Regions from separate parts of the Mus musculus genome. Here region 1 is linked to region 2. The links are chromatin contacts, found by Hi-C or POLR2A ChIA-PET in ENCODE. All regions are on one chromosome and are shown on one strand. The core of a region is the stretch at or near the end of the contact, and the rest is flanking DNA. Distances in the headings are between cores, read along the strand shown.

Region 1 (5,438 bases), core at 202-2,701, 100 kb before region 2:
GCTGTAGCCCGGGCCATCTTCCCACCAGCCTCTCACCGCTCCCCTATCAGCCATGAAGGCTCCCTCTCCTCAGCTGCCATGTCCCCCAGCTTCTCACCCTCACTGTCTCCTTTGGCTGCTCGCTCTCCCGTTGTCTCACCATTCGGGGTAGCCCAGGGCCCCTCAGCTTCAGCACTCAGTACAGAGTCTGGCCTGGAGCCTCCGGATGACACAGAGCTGCGCATCTAGCTGTGGCCCTAACTGGGCCCCGACCTGGGACACGTCCAGTGTCCCCAAAGCAGGCCCCATTCTCAGCCTGCCCTGGGCAGCCTCGGACCATGACTGACTATGGGGAGGCCACCACCAGTCCCCTGCTCTCCACCTTAAACTCTTATAGCTGGGACAGGTCCCACATTTCTCTGCAGTTCCTTCAGCACTAGGACCACAGAGGGCCTGTTGGTCATGACCTGTGGCCAGATCCAGTGTGGAGAGAAATAAGAATGAGGCAACAGCCTTGGGTTCTCTTCAGCCAAGACTTCCTGCCCTGCACCAGCGCCCTGCGATGGAGCTGAGACTTTATTTATTGGGGGTTAGGGGGATGGGGAGGTCCCTCCAATCTGGGCCCAGCTCTTTTGGGTTCTTCTGACATCCCTGCCCCTGCCCAGAACAAGTGCCAATTCTCACTCTGGAGCCTTAATAAACTGCAGTTTGTATCCAGCCTCTGGCTCTGTTCTGTCAGGGTAACCAGAAGTCACTGGCGTAGCACTGTGGATACCTGGCACAGTAGCCAAGGAGGCCCAGAGGGAGGGCGGACAACAGGACATGTAGGAGTAGGGTTGGCACTGAGAGCTCAGAAGCCTAGCCTTGGGATCTCTGCTGCTTTCCCCTCTAACATGGTCAGGACTTGAACTGCAGTGGTTTCCTGCAGAGACTGACAGAGTAGGAAGCAGTCTAGGGTCCTAAGCCTGAGGGTCTGGAATAAGATATGGTGATTATTAAGAGTAGGTAAGTGAAGAAATCCCCAACCCCCCCCCCCCACACACACACACCTTGGAAACATGAAATGTCCACATTCATAAGAGCTCACATTAGTTGAGTCTGCCAGGTCAGTCTTGGCTCCATAGGCTTGCTTTATTGCAATGTCCACTTTTACTCCCAAGTATGAGGCACATTTCTTTTACGTAACAGTCACTGAATTTTAAGTGAAGAAACCTAGGCTCTGAGAGCTTGTTTTTCTAATATTGTACGGCCAGGAGCAGCCCATACCTATGGGGCTTCAGAGCCCACTCCTTTATGATTCCTTTAGAGACAGACAGACTTGGGCAGCAGGTGAAGAGGAGCCCTGGGCTTAGATGCTCAACACAGCATAGAATTCTAATAGCAGCCCCAGCATTCAGAACAGCTCATTTGGGAGGGAGGAGTCAGCAACGTCACTAGTTACTAGGCAGGGAGATGGGGGAGGTGCCAGACCATGCTCATGTGACTTATCACATGACTACAGATCAGCCTGAAAGCCAAAATGGGACTCCAAGCCCGGTGAGAAACTGAGGTGGGGAGGGTAGCTAAGGGGGATTACATTAGAGGGATTACATGTTGTAGAAGGAGTACAATGAGGGTTCGGCTCCTGATGAAACCCACCTGCTGTCCCTGCAGCCTCCTAGGGCTCCTTGCTCTCGTCATCGCCGGCAAATGCACTTACAACCCTGAGCCGGACCAGCGGTGGATGTGAGTTGATTTAGTACTACAGGTGCCTGTCTCTGCAGACGCTTGGTCCTAGCTTTCCTCATCCTCAACTGCTCCTAGTACCCACTCTGTAGCCTTATTCGACACCCCCTCGGCTTAATCTCTGGTCATTTATCTCCTATGATCCTTATCTGCATCTAGGATTCGACCCAAAGTCTCAGTTCTTAATCCCAAACTTTCCATGATCTGGATTTCTCGTTATGGCCTAATCAAATCATGTCCCTGACCCTGTAGGCTGCCTCCAGGCTGGGTGTCCCTGGGCCGCGTGGATCCCGAGGAAGAGCTGAGTCTCACTTTTGCGCTGAAACAGCGGAACCTGGAAAGACTCTCGGAGCTGGTGCAGGCTGTGTCGGATCCTAGCTCTCCTCAATATGGTGCCTATCAGTTGGGGCAGGAAGTGGGAGGCAGGACCAGGCAGGCACTGGCTGGTGCAGATCATGTAGGGCCATGTTTCTGGTATGACAGACAAATGACAATAACTGCCATATTCATACACACACACACACACACACACACACACACACACACACACCAAAATTTCCACCTGAGTTCTTCAGTCTTAAAACTAAGAACAAATCTAAGCCTAGTAGCATGAGGTAATAATCCTAGCTACTTGGACTAAAACAGGACGATTTTGAATCCAAGGCATGCCTGGGCAGTGTAGCAATATTGTCAACATTAAAACCAATTTTTTTTAGAGGCCTAGCTAGCTCATTGATAGGGTGGGTGCTTACGGAGCATATGAAAAACCCTAGGTTCAAGTGCCAGGAAGATGGTGGGTGTGGGGTAGCTAGCTGTGTTTAAGAACACATGATTCATAATCAGATCTAGATTGAAATGTTCACTTACCCTACCAGCTCTCAAATGGAGGACTAGCACTTAGTGTGTGTGCATGATCAAGTCATGGACCTTACCCCACTCTCATAGCCACTGCCACACCCTCCTCTGTTGCTAGTTCAAGTCCTAAATTGTCTTTGGATTAATCCACTCTGGCCATTCCTCTTGCTACCAACTCAGTTGTTTATTCTCTTTCTGGATTACTGCCCAGTACCCGGACTGGTTTGAAGCTTCCTCTCCTTCACCCCACTCCCCAGAACAGTCCCTTCTCTATTCTAGAGTATTCTCTATGGTGCTCAGGCTGGAGTGAATCCTTCCCCTGCTTAAAGTCCTGTATGGTGAGGCAAGGGTGTGTGTGTGTGTGTGTGTGTGTAGAATGGAGGCGAGAGGAGGGGGGGGCATCCTTAGAGCACCCAAGAAGCTCCTCATATGCAGGAAAGAATGACTCACCGTTATGTTGTTTAAAATCAACAAGGATGAAGAGCTGAGCTAAATTAGAAGGTTCTGTATAACTGGCTCCAAAAGTTTGGGGAAATCTTTTTGAAGATAAGCTTAAAATGGGATATTGAAAGTTTACTAACGTCCTTGAGTTTTTGTGACCATGGTAACACATGCTGTGCATTTTTCCTGGCCATGACGTTTCATGTCTCTCGAGCCTTTTCTTCCCTTTGACTCTCACTATGCCTAGCCCTACACAGTCCTCCTCGGGAAGTTTTGATGTCCTCTGATTGAGGTCCAGACAGACAACCCAGGAAAGCCTCAAATGAGGACGAGAGCCTCTTCTGAATCCCTGCAGGAAAGTACCTAACCCTGGAGGATGTAGCTGAGCTGGTTCAACCATCACCCCTGACCCTCCTCACTGTCCAAAAGTGGCTCTCAGCAGCTGGAGCCCGGAACTGCGATTCAGTGACCACCCAGGACTTTCTGACTTGCTGGCTGAGTGTCCGGTGAGAAGTAATGATTTCCCCATAGAATCCATTGTCCCTACAAGGAGACAAAATACCCCAATTGGGGGAGTTTAAAGCGTGCTGGGAGCCTGTGGGTATAGGTAATGCATACGGAAATGATGGCAGGCTGCTAAGTGGGGCTCAGGCCAACTCTTCTACTCCTTCCCATGGTTTCTGTTTTCTTACTTCCAGACAGGCTGAGCTGCTGCTCCCAGGAGCTGAGTTTCATCGCTATGTAGGGGGACCTACAAAGACCCATGTTATAAGGTCCCCACATCCCTACCAGCTTCCCCAGGCCTTGGCCCCTCATGTGGATTTTGGTAAACCCAATGGAGTTGGTGGAAGTTGTGGGAGGGAGGTCTACAGGCTGAAGAATTTTAGATGCCAAAAGAGGCATAGAATCTTTCCAGTAGAGAAGTGGGTGGTAGTGTCTGTAAGACCTCCTTAAGCCTGACCCCTTTCCACAGTGGGGGGGCTGCACCGTTTCCCCCCTTCATCTCCAAGACAACGTCCAGAACCACAACAGGTAGGAACTGTTAGCCTGCACTTGGGAGTGACTCCGTCTGTGCTCCGTCAGCGATACAACCTGACAGCCAAAGATGTGGGCTCAGGCACCACCAACAATAGCCAGGCCTGTGCCCAGGTGAGCCATGTAAAGCCCTGCGGTCATCACAACCTCCTCAAGATATCTTTAGTGCCTCACTACCCTGGGCCTCACTCTCTGATCCACAATTCCTGATTTGGATGTTTCCACAGTTCCTGGAACAGTACTTCCATAACTCGGATCTGACTGAGTTCATGCGCCTATTCGGTGGCAGTTTTACACACCAGGCCTCAGTAGCAAAAGTTGTTGGAAAGCAAGGGCGAGGCCGAGCTGGGATCGAGGCCAGTCTAGATGTGGAATACCTGATGAGTGCTGGTGCCAATATCTCCACTTGGGTCTACAGTAGCCCTGGTATTGCTAAGAGAATTAGTTGGGGGATGGGAAAATGGGTTGGAGTAGACTTTTGGTCTCTGCTTCATTTCATCAAGGGGATGCCATGGGCTGAAGGGAGATTCTAGCAACCATCCAATGGCCATTCATATCCCTTCTTTTAAAACAATTCAGGCCGCCATGAGGCACAGGAGCCCTTCTTACAATGGCTCCTGCTTCTTAGCAATGAGTCATCTTTGCCACATGTACATACTGTGAGTTACGGAGACGATGAAGACTCCCTCAGCAGCATCTACATCCAGAGAGTCAACACTGAGTTCATGAAGGCTGCTGCTCGGGGTCTCACCCTCCTTTTTGCCTCAGGTAACCTTCTACCATAAATTTAAGACTTCCCACCTACCCAAGCGGCAGACTTTATCCCAACCGACCCTTCAGCCTGGTTTCTGACTCATAATAGGAACTCAGAGCCTTAACAGGGTCTGCTGATTTGACCTGAGTACTCTGAGGTGGCATATACAGTTCTTCTCTGGTATATAGAAGCCTACACCCCAAGTTCTTCACAACTAATCTGAATACTTACTATGTCTTTCCCAGGTGACACTGGAGCTGGGTGTTGGTCTGTCTCCGGAAGACACAAGTTCCGCCCTAGCTTCCCTGCTTCCAGGTAAGTACCCCACTCTTTCACTTGTGACAGAGGCCACCAGGAGCTGCTGTGGCTCAGCCTTCAGCATTACCTGTTGTGTTTGCTGTGCTCCCTTTTCTTCCTGCGTATCCCAGGCTGCGAGAGCAGATTATGGCGTTTCTTTTCCTTAGTTGCTAGGGTTTGTTGCTTGTTTTTCATGTAGAAAAGTATATACAATTAACTCCAGCCATGTCTTGAGAGCTCCCAATCTATCAATAAACTCTGTATACAGGCTTCTATAGTCTTACTCCCTTTTCCAGTAAGACCCAGACCATTCCCACCCACCTCCACACATCTTGGAGGTCACCCATTGTCT
Region 2 (5,511 bases), core at 1,603-4,102:
CACTTTACTAATCTAATGTCTATCCAAATTTTCTACTCCTACTGTTCCAGCCCCTTCCCTTCCCAATCCCATCCCACTAAGAGTACACAGGCAATAGCCAACAGCCTTTTGTTTTATACTACTTACTACAATTTGTTAATTATACCTTACTTGTTCTAATATCTCCCTTACAAAACTGTAAGACTGATTTCATAGGAAAGAACTAAATCTATTTGGCTAATTTTTTTACATTCCCAGCATCTGGATACATCCAAGTAGCAATTAAGTTATTAAATGAACCAAAACCTAGGAAGACAGTCCTGGAGAAGAGTAAACTGTATTACCTAGACCTCAGAGGATGACTGCCAAGTTCATACAGGTATGAGTACTTGATTCCTTCCTGATATATCAGCCCAGAGCCATTTCTGTTAAGGTCTTCCAAGAGTTAGTTAGACTTGGGCCCATGCTAGGGGCAGGAGGGAAGCTTGGCTGAGAAGATTGAAGCCAAATTGTTGACATTTGACACCTTCCTTCATAGTTCCAGGAGCCTGCCCACTTGCCCACCATTAGGGATCTGAGAGGTCACGAAAAAGTCACAAATTGAGCCCACCGTAAATTTAAGAGCAAAAAATGAGCAAGTAAGTCATGTTTGATTACATGCAAAGTTAGCTTTTTTCTGCCTAGAGAGTGAATATATCATAGACAAGTGACATAAAAAGGGAAAAGCAGGCCAGAGCTAGGAAGAAGTTCCTATACTAAAAGAACTCCTAGAAGGGATCTTCTAGGCATTCTGAAATCCTAGGATTTTGGAAGCCAGATTGGGGGACTGGAAGGAATAGATCATTACTCAAGGGGCCACCCTTACTGTCAGATCATGAAGTTGACATAGAGGCAGTGCTTTGCTTTAGACCTGGAATAGTTCACATAGACCTGTGGAGGAAGACCACCCAGGCAAGCACTCCCTAGAGTAACCAAAGACCCCATATAGAGTTCCTAGGACCAGCACAATATATGCCCCAAAGTATGTTTTGGCAAATATAAATGACCAAGAATATGAACCCCAAAGAAGCTTCTGGCACCGTCTGAGAAGACTGGAAACTACAAGGTCAAGTTTTGGCTTCCTAATGGCTGCTATTGATTTCAGTGTTTCCCTATAGATTAGCATTGAGACATTAGCTTTGTTTTTGCAAGTGAAAAAGGTGCAGCCTAGTCCAGCTCACTTTAGAGGTGGGCTAATCCTGAAGAGCCATGAGGAGCTGGCTCAAGAAGCCAGTAGCCCTGCAGGCACCTAAACTAATTCATTTTATCTCTTCTACTTAAAGCCCCAAACCATGCCACTCACTTTCTCCCAGCAGGTTCGCCTTCTGCCTGCTCAGTATCACTGCTTTCATACTGTACAGGGATGTCTGTAGCCAGTGCCAAGGGCAAAAGACTAAGGCTGTCCAGCCATGGGGTCTCTTCTAGGGCCACCTCAGCACCAACAATGCCCAGACAGTGCTGTAGCTCAGGCAGTGTCAATGGTCGGAGCCACGTGGCCAATTCCTTTTTTTGTTGCCGGTCCCACTGGGCCTTCACAAAAGGGCATGCTGAGCATGGAGGCCCTCGATGAAACCTCTTCATCCATAGACCACAGTCAACATGGGAAGAACTATGTAACAAAGAACTGTCTGGGGGAAAGGCCTTGTCTATGGCATCTAGCAGGTCCAGCTCTAGCCGGGCTTGGACCTTGGGTGCCCAGCAGTACAGCTGCTCCAGGAAGGGCAGCAACTCGAGTTGACCAGCTAGCATCTCACGGTATGGAGGCAACAGGCCCAGTACTGCATGCAGATAGCGCCAAGCTTCACAACTGCCATCCTGCATCACAGCTGAGAACAGAGACTGAAGCTCAGACAGCAGCAGCTTCAGCAGTGTCCGCTGCTCTGATTCAACCACTGCCTTGAGATCCTCCTGTTTCATTTGACAGTCCCAAGAGTGTTCTTGTCCGCTGCAGCTACATCCAACGAGCCCAGACTGAAGGGTATAAAACCATGGGTTTTTCTTCTCTTCCAGAATAAAGTGGAGGCAGGTATTCAATTGCTGTCGAACAGATCTTGCCCACAGCTCGGGGTCCAAATGCCAATTCCAGGCTTTTGGCTTCTGGGTCTGACCTGTGGGACCCAGCGGGGGGGGGGGGGGAGGGAGGGAGGGACATGTAGAAGTTCTGGCTCTGGGCTGTGCCAGTAGGGTTAGGACAGCAAGGTGGATATAGAGTTGCAGAGCATAGGAAGACCAGTAGAGGGCCCTTACTGAGCCACTCACTGTCAAGGACTAGCACAAGTCCAAGAGGGAGCCCTCCCTGCCCAGGAGCTCCTTCCCACCCTCCAAGGCCTCGTCTCACCTGGCCTGCAGGATGTAGAAGGCATGGGAAGGGAAGGGGGACTGGTCTGTGAATGAGGTTTCATTGCGGAGCGCTCCCTGTCGTGAATGAACTTAGACTCAGTTCCAGTCACTTAACACAGAGACCGATACACGCTTGCAAAATCTTTGGAAAAACTGTGTTCACATGAGGAAAACTTCAGAGTGGAGGCTGGCAACCACCTTGAAAAGGAAACACAAAAGGGTTGTCACTCAAAGGCAGCAAAGCTCCCGTCCCCTGAAGCCTTTACCACAGACTGAGAAGGTCCAGAGTGCAAAGCCGGCTACTGGGTAGGGAAGCAGTTTAGGACACCTAGCGGAAAGACGTGGCAGAAGACAGCTCCCGGTGCGCCAGTGGGAGGGGCCTCCCTAGGCACTGGAAGAGCTGAGCCACTGAGGGCAAGGGTAGCAGATCCCAGAGCCAGAGCAGAGGACTCAGCTGCACCACCTGCTCCCAGCTGTTAGAACCGTTACAGAATCCTGGAGGCCCGAGCCTCAAATCGGAGCTAGAAGGAGAGTTCAACAGGCATGTGGGAGGGGCCTGGGGGCGGGACCGGGACCCAGGCCACACTAGCATACTGCTTTTAACCTGACACCCCAAAGGCCCAAAAAGAATCTGGCTGAGCGGGAGACTGAATGACAAGATTGATTTGGGGGCACTAACAGCATTAGGGGCGTGGTCGTAGGAAGCAAGTGTAATCCTAGGGACTCACTCGCTCACTGATTTTTCCCTCCCCTCCCTTGACAGCATATCCAACTGTCCCACCTCAAGTCCCAACAAGAAACCCGAGTAAGACAAACATCTTGTATCTCTCTCAACAAGCTACACATCTAGTAGTGAGTGGTTTAGTTATGAAAGAAAGAAAGAAAGAAAGAAAGAAAGAAAGAAAGAAAGAAAGAAAGAAAGAAAGAAAGAAAGAGAGAAAGGAAGAAAGCAACCTACCTCTGTTATAGATTTTATTCTAATCAGTGGAAATTTTGATAGGCCAGACAGTAAAAAGAGTAGACTTGGGGGAGGGGGGAGTAGGGTGTTTGATTTCATATATTTCAAGTTTTAAGTCTGAGATACAGATCTCACAGGTGAGAGGCATAGCTCAGTGGTCCAACACTTGCCTCATATGCTCAAAGCCCTGGGTTTAGTCTCCAGTCTAGAAATGAAAGCTGTCCTTGAAGTCATGACTCCCCTGCCTCAACCTCCTGAAGGAAAGAATTATATGTATGTGTCCAACTAGAAGTTTAGTGTTTGCTCTCACTTGAGTCACATTCAAGCTTGAGTATTCCCAGGACCATGGTTAGAGTGTTCTGCTTTCTCTAAGGCTAAGCAAATAGTCTTTGCTTTCAGGATCCAAGAGAGTTAGTTCATCACCTCCTCTGCCTAGGCCCATTACAACTAGTGAGATGAAGAAGAGAAGAAATCACACCTCTTTATGAAGGGCACAACCTGGAAGTTGCCTGTGTCACTCCTTCACTTGCCCTGACCTAGGCAAAAATAAAACTTTCACATCTAATCTTTTTTTTGCAAAGGTTGTGGTGGTTTGAATGAGAATGACCCCATAGGTTCATATATCTGAATGTTTGGTCCCTTGCTGGGGCTGTTTGGGAAAGATTAGAAGGTATAACCTTGATGGTTCATCTCACTGGTGGAAGGATTGTATACAAGAGTGAGCACTTTTCTCCACATTGTTCTCAAATTTTTATTTCAAGTTTCTGCTCAGGCATGCATCCCCTTATAGTGAATCCTTTAATTTCCCAGAAGTCAGCACTCTCCCAGGTCCAGACCCTCTTTTCCCCAAACTAATTTTACCCCATACTTTGATTGCTATCTCATATTTGCTTATCCATTTACCCTGATAAAAAATGTAAGCTCCTGGAGTTACAGAGACAAACTGTGGAGCAGAGAATGACCCAACAGGGGATCCATCCCATATAGTCATCAAACCCAGACATTATTGTGGATGCCAACAAGTGCTTGCTGACAGGAACCTAATATAGCTGTCTCCTGAGAGGCTCTACCAGTGCCTGACAAATACAGAGGTGGATGTTCTCAGTCAACCACTGGACTAAGCACAGGGTCCCCAATGGAGGAACTAGAGAAAGGACCCAAGAAGCTGAAGAGGTTTGCAGCCCCATAGGAGGAACAACAATATGAACCAACCATTACCCACAGAGCTCCCAGGGACTGACCACCAACCAAAGAGTGCACATGGAGGGACCATGGCTCCAGCCACATATGTAGCAGATGGCCTTGTCGGTCATCAATGGGAGGAGAGGCCCTTGGTCCGCCAGTGCCAGGAGATGGGAGTGGGTAGATTGATTGGTGAGCAGGGAGAGGGGGAAGGGGATAGGGAGTTTTTGGAGGAGAAACCAGGAAAGGGGATAACATTTGAAATGTAAATAATGAAAATATCTAATAAAAAAGAAAATAATAAACAGAATCATAACAGCAACAACAAAAACAAAAACATACAAACTCCATAGTGGCAGAGATTCTAATTGTTCTTATTGCCTCTTACTCTATCTCCAGTCCTTGGTGCTAAGTACTATGAATAGATGATTGTAAAATATGGGGAAAATGTATCAATGGATAACAATATTAATTGGTAAGACTGGTTCTGGGATCAGATTGCCTAAATTAAAATCTTGATTTTGCCACTTGGCTTATAGTTTTGAAAATGAAAATAGTGGCTACTTCTAGGACAATTATGAGATTAAATGATGTTATGTGTATAAAATATTTAGTCTCACAAAAATAGACTCTTGATATAATTGACATGAGTGAGACATAACAGGGTTCAGTGTGGAATGAGTAAGAACATAGGTAACCAACCAACTCTTTTTGTGGGGAAATCCACAGGTTGCAGAAGGTCAAGAAGTTTAGGCTTTGACACAACAGTTTTCCAGACAGGCAAAAATAAATGGGCATTCTTTATTCTCAAATAATAACATTGGCACCTGTTTCTTTGAGACTGAGTTTCTCTGTGTAATAGCTCTGGCTGTCCTAGAACTCAACACTCTGTAGACCAACCAGGCTGACCACAAACTCATCTCCTGAAAAAAAAAAAAAAAAAAAAAAAAAAGGCGGGGTTCTCCAGAGAGATGTGTGTGTCTCTGTGTGTATGTGTAAGGGAGAAGGGGGTT

What was found. A loop is a pair of places that touch in the nucleus more often than their neighbours do. ChIA-PET counts read pairs that join two places held with the same protein, here RNA polymerase II (POLR2A).
Region 1: POLR2A ChIA-PET joins it to region 2 with 10 read pairs in embryonic stem cell. The contact joins the promoter of Tpp1 here to the promoter of Dnhd1 in region 2. A Hi-C loop is called at or near these places in 1 of 37 maps with a recorded cell type or tissue (adrenal gland). POLR2A ChIA-PET finds 5 or more read pairs at or near these places in 3 of 5 experiments (Patski and embryonic stem cell).

Annotation. Positions count from the first base shown.
Region 1 is chr7:105,748,248-105,753,685 of GRCm38, reverse strand. It overlaps Tpp1 (tripeptidyl peptidase I), which reads left to right and starts at 1,451. Exons shown (of 13, transcript NM_009906.6): 1 at 1,451-1,515; 2 at 1,633-1,704; 3 at 1,957-2,096; 4 at 3,356-3,506; 5 at 3,699-3,826; 6 at 3,974-4,149; 7 at 4,263-4,461; 8 at 4,615-4,803; 9 at 5,035-5,104. The coding sequence starts at 1,499. Dchs1 (dachsous cadherin related 1) reads left to right here. Exons shown (of 21, transcript NM_001162943.1): 21 at 1-697. The coding sequence ends at 228.
Region 2 is chr7:105,648,117-105,653,627 of GRCm38, reverse strand. Dnhd1 (dynein heavy chain domain 1) reads right to left here and starts at 2,852. Exons shown (of 44, transcript NM_001370803.1): 1 at 2,687-2,852; 2 at 2,357-2,556; 3 at 1,322-2,126. The coding sequence starts at 2,420. It also overlaps a transcript of Timm10b not described here.